Linked DNA regions of Homo sapiens: region 2 is linked to region 1. The links are chromatin contacts, found by Hi-C or POLR2A ChIA-PET in ENCODE. All regions are on one chromosome and are shown on one strand. Each heading gives the region's core, a stretch centred on a gene start or an enhancer-like site at or near the end of the contact. The rest is flanking DNA. Distances are from core to core; before and after follow the strand shown. Region 1 has its middle 31 kb from the start of IRF4. Region 2 overlaps LINC03066 (long intergenic non-protein coding RNA 3066).

The links. A loop is a pair of places that touch in the nucleus more often than their neighbours do. ChIA-PET counts read pairs that join two places held with the same protein, here RNA polymerase II (POLR2A). Pooled maps may share reads with other maps.
Region 2: a map of HepG2 shows a loop between it and region 1 (10-fold over the local background). The contact joins two enhancer-like sites. A Hi-C loop is called at or near these places in 10 of 168 maps with a recorded cell type or tissue (HepG2, MCF 10A, PC-3 and 4 more), 1 of 37 single-sample maps with no recorded cell type and 13 of 50 pooled maps. POLR2A ChIA-PET finds 5 or more read pairs at or near these places in 4 of 52 experiments (A549, CD4-positive, alpha-beta T cell, OCI-LY7 and 1 more).

What each region holds. Positions count from the first base shown.
Region 1 is chr6:359,593-362,325 of GRCh38, reverse strand. No RefSeq gene overlaps it. Among named protein-coding and RNA genes, the nearest start is that of IRF4, 31 kb to the left of the region's middle. RefSeq lists an enhancer at 686-1,185 and a silencer at 1,041-1,233. Within about 2 kb of position 1,423, at least 2 of the 41 ENCODE cell types and tissues checked have a DNase peak (open chromatin) inside an H3K27ac peak, as active enhancers do.
Region 2 is chr6:188,461-191,193 of GRCh38, reverse strand. LINC03066 (long intergenic non-protein coding RNA 3066) reads left to right here. Exons shown (of 8, transcript NR_126020.1): 3 at 1,545-1,718. Among named protein-coding and RNA genes, the nearest start is that of LIRIL2R, 9.4 kb to the right of the region's middle. RefSeq lists an enhancer at 1,826-1,885. Within about 2 kb of position 1,378, at least 3 of the 41 ENCODE cell types and tissues checked have a DNase peak (open chromatin) inside an H3K27ac peak, as active enhancers do.

The DNA.
Region 1 (2,733 bases), core at 174-2,673:
TCTGTAGCGGAAAACATTTTGAAAGCGTTCTAGAATTGGCCAAATAAAAGTAGTTTTCTGGATTCTGACATAGATGAAGGAACAATACATTTTTTTTTTTGTAATCTCAGAAAGAAACTATTGGACAGAAAATCTAGAGAATCTTTTTTTTTTTCCCTAAGAAACTACATAAAAGATGTTGCAAACTAAAACAGATTTGGAAACCTGAATGCCACGTGTGGCCCTGAAGCGTTCACAAAGGCACTGTGAAGTCTAGGCCGGGAGTCCGCAGCGGGGACGTGGTGGTCAGTCCAGTGGCTCACGTTGTTCAGTGTTAACCTGGGCATTTTATAGCAGTGCGGGAGGCCGGTATCAGAAGCTGTGCATCTTTCAAAGAAAAGTTGCTTTAAACAACTGTTTCAATTGCCACAGTGAACTTTGTTCAGAGCTAGTTTCACAGCAAACAGTCAACATCAAACTCTTCCAAGAAATGAGCGTACATTGAGAGAAAGGCAGTGGAAGAAAAAATCTAGGAAATAGAACAAGGCTATCAGATAGTAAGTGCATGGATCTGAGTGAAAGGTGACAAGAATCAGGTCAATGATAGGCTCAGAAAGAGACAATAGTTTAAAAACCCAAACCAGAAGGTGGACGAAGCTAGAGGCTGGAGCTGCAGGAGCAGTTCACGCAGGTGGAGACAAATGAGCTTGACACCAGGCTTCCCTCGCCTCCAAGTGCAGCCCCCACCCTCTCAGGTGGGTACGTGGCATCAGCTGGGTGGGGGTACGCACACAGCTGGAGGCACAGTGGGGCCAACAGTAATTTTGATGATCTGATTTCAATGCAGAAAAAGGGAATGAACGTGACAGGATGATTTTTTTAAGCTTAAGGAAGCAAAAAAGAAAGCTTAAGAGGCTAACACTCAATTCCTAAAACTTTCTTTTTAACAGAAAGTCCCAGAAACAAATGATGTCAACACACGGAGAAGCTTACGAAGCTCCAGGTGGACTAAAGCTGGCCCTGCCTATTCCACAGCATGCGAAGGGCAAGGAAGGGCTGAGCGTATTTCTAAAGGTGGGGTGAGTGAGGACTCGGGGAGCAGGAGTTTTGCTCCCAGGCAGACCGCTCAGCCAGGCACTCGGCCAGCATGCTAGTAACAGCGAGGTGCACACGCAGCTCCAAGACTGCGCTCTTTCTGTGAAGGATACACAGACTTTGTATCCGCAGCTCTGAGGGATGAGCTGGGGCCCCCGCAGCTGTCCTTGCTGGCTCGCGGGGTGCAGCAACTTCCTGAAACAAGCAAGGCCACAGTGAGGCTCTGACAACAGGCAAAGGGAGGGAGGAGCAGAGACATGCCCAGTGATTTGACAAGGGTCCGAGGGTCCGCGTGGAAGGTGACCCAGCACCTACTGCGTACCAGTCCCTTCTAAGTGGCAGAAAAGCCCCAGGCCCTGCTCTCAAGAAGCTTAAGGTCTCCTGGCAGGAAGGCGGGAGCCCCACCTTAGAGAAACTGTACATGGTGATTCTCAGTACAGTAAGAGGCATTTGCATGACTGGGCCTCATCAAACATTCACAAATATTTAAATTAGATCACATAATCAAATAGAGGTGTTCTGTGATTTTTTAATTTTTTTTTGGCAGTAGAAGTAGTCTTAACAAGCTGTATCTACATAAATTATTATGTTATTATAAATCTGACTCTGAAATGCACTTGGGGAAATGGTAATTTAAAGACACCCTAAAGGGGTTTCTTTGACAAAGAGAAACAGGGAAGCTTCCGCCTCTATCGGCCTCCTGTGAGACGCAGACTTTCCTACGCTGAGTCTCTTAGCGGGAGGGATACCCACAGAACACACTCAGGAAAAACAAAGCAGCTTTCTCATCCAGAGTCCTCAACAATCACCAGTCACCTTCAGTTATCTTTGAAGAAAGGACTAGAAAGAATGAAAGAAGCTGTGAAAAGTCAGATAATTTTCAAGACCTTTTCACTTCTGTTTCTGTAGAAAAAATGAAATGGAACCAGTTGGCAAGTGTGTCAGGTGTCAGGGAAATCCGATTAATGACACCCTTCTATATGACAATCATTAATAACCATGGGATAAAATAAGGGATAGAAAAAACGCATGCAGTAAAGCTTTTCTTTTATTGAATTTTATATTTATCATACCAGTTAAAAAAAACCAAGAAAATAAAATAAATATTACAGTAAAAAAGGGACATGCACGTGGCGATTCTTGGCACAGAAAGAGGGCGTGCTGCGTGACAAATATTTCAATCAGATCATATCGCTCAACAGAGGTGCACTGCAGTTTTTTGTTCGTTTTTGTAGAGGTAGTTTGGGAGCATGGTGGGTGCCCCTGAGCTCCAGCCTCTTCTGGAGGTACGTGCTACTCTGGTCACACCCAGGTGAGGTTGGGGCACAGGGCCGGGCATCTCTGCACCCTTCCCCAACCCTGGCTCCTCAGAAGGGCAGTCCCTGCTGGCAGCGCCCATGGGGCTGGTGGAGAGGAGGTGGGACCGAGCTGTAGTTGGAGGACCCAGCGGCCTCCTCCTCTTGTCACAGGTGTAAACCCCCCAGTGTGCCGTCTGCACCCCTAATGCTGCTTCTGCTTCTGGAGAACCCAAGCCACCGCAGCCAGTCACAAGGAGATGATGGCGATGGCCCCCACATTGTCACCTCATTTGTTCAATTCTTCCATGGAGAGGTCCCTGAGGCGTCCAGTCCAGGCAGTGGTTCCTGCTCCTGACTGCTC
Region 2 (2,733 bases), core at 129-2,628, 170 kb after region 1:
GGGAAGCCCAGTCACAGCCCCGAGGCACGAGACAGCAAAATCACTAAGCACAGAGCTATCAGGCCTCTGTTGCAGCGCTGGTAAAGCTCTAAGAAAGCACAGTTAAGCATCAGGAGGGTGTCACTGAAGAAGGGAGACTTAGGTTGAACTCCAGCTGGGACTCAGATGTGAGCAGTTGCCATGAGGCTCCTGAGAACTGTCTAGCTCCTGAGTGTGGTTCCCTCCCAGGTAGGACGGGAGGGGTTCAGGGGAGGCAGAGGCTTCTGACTTGCCTTCCACAGTGCTAGGGAGCCAATGTCTGTCCTTGAGCAACCATAGCAATGTAACAAAACTGGTTCTTTATGGTTTGGGGACTGCAGCACTTTGCAGAGGATTGGCTGGGGAAAGACAGGTCAGTAGACAGAGGCCCCCTGGAGGTGAAGGTGCAGGCTGGGGAGTGGGCGTGGGAGATACAGGGAGGCTTGGCTAAGGCTGGCATTAGGGAGCAGGAAGACACAAAGCTCTGTCTCAGGCTTCTTGCTTGGGTGTTGTTCTGGGTTGAATCCTGATTCTCTTTTCCTCGAAAAAGAAAGTTTCTATGTTGAAGTTCAAAGCAGTTCTTGAAAATGTGACCTTATTTGGAGACAGTGTCTTTACAGAAGTAATCAAGTAAAAATGAAGCGTTAGGGTGGGCCTTAATCCAATATGACTGGTGTCCTTACGGAAAGGAGAAATTTGGAGACATGGACACACACGGAGAACATGTGAAGATGAAGGCAGAGATGGCAAACACAAAGATGGCTAGCAAACCACTAGAAGCCCTCAGAGGCTCCAACTCCGCCAGCACCTTGCTCGCAAACTTCTTGCCTCCAGAACCGTGAAAGTATAAAGTTTCCGAGATCTTAGGCCCCCTGGTTTGTGGTTCTTTACAGCTCTGACAAACACACACAGATGCCTATGAAAGGGTGATGGCCTCAGAGGGCTAGGGGCTGGGGAAGCCAGCCGGTTTGAAGAAGAGAGCTTGTGTGGGGTGGGACCTGCTGAGGAGGGGTCCAGCTTGGAATGTGGGAGTTGTCAGGAACCCCTGATTGGAGCCAAGGAACCTCCTGGCACAAAGCAGTGAGTTACCAGTCTCAGGGGACACTTAAAATTGGAGCTGGCAAGGGGAAGGATTAACAAAGGTGGCAGAAAACAGTCACAGAGGTAGGACAGGGCAGAAAAAAAAACAAAAAAAACAGTCACAGAAGCAACGAGAAGAAACTGTTGAGAGGGTTGAAACCCTGGGGACAAAGCAAGTGGGAGCAGGCCGCCCCGTTGCTGTTGAACGCCCCGGGAGTTCCAGTCCAACCGGGAGGTTTGCCTCCCCACTCCGAAGGAGAGGGGGCTGCCCAGGGGGAAAGGACTGGCCTTCAGAGTGAAAGGAGATTTTCAGCTATTTGTTATTTTGGCCATTGTCCTAGGGCAGGGGCCGTTTCTGAAGTTTTATGTGGAGACTGAATTTAAATCCAGCCACTGAGCTGAAGAGAACAAGATGTACTTTTTTGCTTTCTCTCTTTTACTCTTAGAAACTTCATGATGATCAACCACACCTCACATTTGCTTCATTCAGTCTATGGACCAGGAAGAATTTTCTGTGACACATTCAGGTTCTTACTCATTTACAGAGTCACAGATCTGTCAGCCTGGGAACCGGCCCCCAAATGGAAGACCTAGGCAGTTCTGATGGGTCCATCTGCAAGGTATGTTTTGCAAAGGGCCCCTTTACGTTGAATTCCCTTTCCCTGAAACATGGCAGGGGAGGAAGAAGACACACACAAAAACCCTGTGTTCTGAAATAACAGGAATTCAGTGACAGGCCTCAGAGGCTTGTTGTGTCCTTCAAAAGTCATCCTCAGAGGTAGGGCCATGTCAATGTGAGAATCTGTATTCAAATGAGGAAGCCACCTTACCCATGAGGGCCCTTGTGCTGAATTTTATGGAAAGATCTGGAAGTGTTGCCCACACTCAGGTACTATTAGCAAGTGTGGGGTTCATCCGTACATCAAATAAGGGAAGCTGATGTAGAGATGAACCCGTGCCTGCTGATTGGTAGGATTCGGATCTGCAGGATTATATGTGTGACGCTTAGGAGTTGGGTACAACTTTGTTAAAACAGAAACATTTTCTCACCACACCAAAGAGGCTGTGGCAAGGCCTGCTTCTCCCACAATCATCTGGCTCCCTCTAGCGGGTCCCTGGCCACTGGACAGTGAGGTGGAGACTATGGTCTCGCCCACGCTAGCTGACCGACCCATCTGTCAACTCCAGCCCAGAGCTGTGGGGAAAGGAGTCGGGGAACCACCTGGAGGCTGAAATTCGGATGGAGCCCTCAGCTCTCAGGCACCCTCCTTCGTGAAGCCTTCCCAAGTCTCCCTGTGGTTTATCACACGCTTATGTGTGTTGATGTATCAGGCACATATTGCCTAAGAATTCACGTACGTCTGTCTTTTTCTCTAGACCATGAATAACTTGAGTATATATTTTTTCTGTGTTCATTTTTGTTTTCTTGGCACCTAGTACAGTGCCTGGGACAATAGTGTTAAAAAATAAGTGTTTAGGCCCAGCGCGGTGGCTCACGCCTGTAATCCCAGCACTTTGGGAGGCCGAGGCGGGCGGATCATGAGGTCAGGAGTTCAAGAGCATCCTGGCTAATATGGTGAAACCCCATCTCTACTAAAAAAAACATACAAAAAAAAGTAGCCGGGCGCAGTGGCA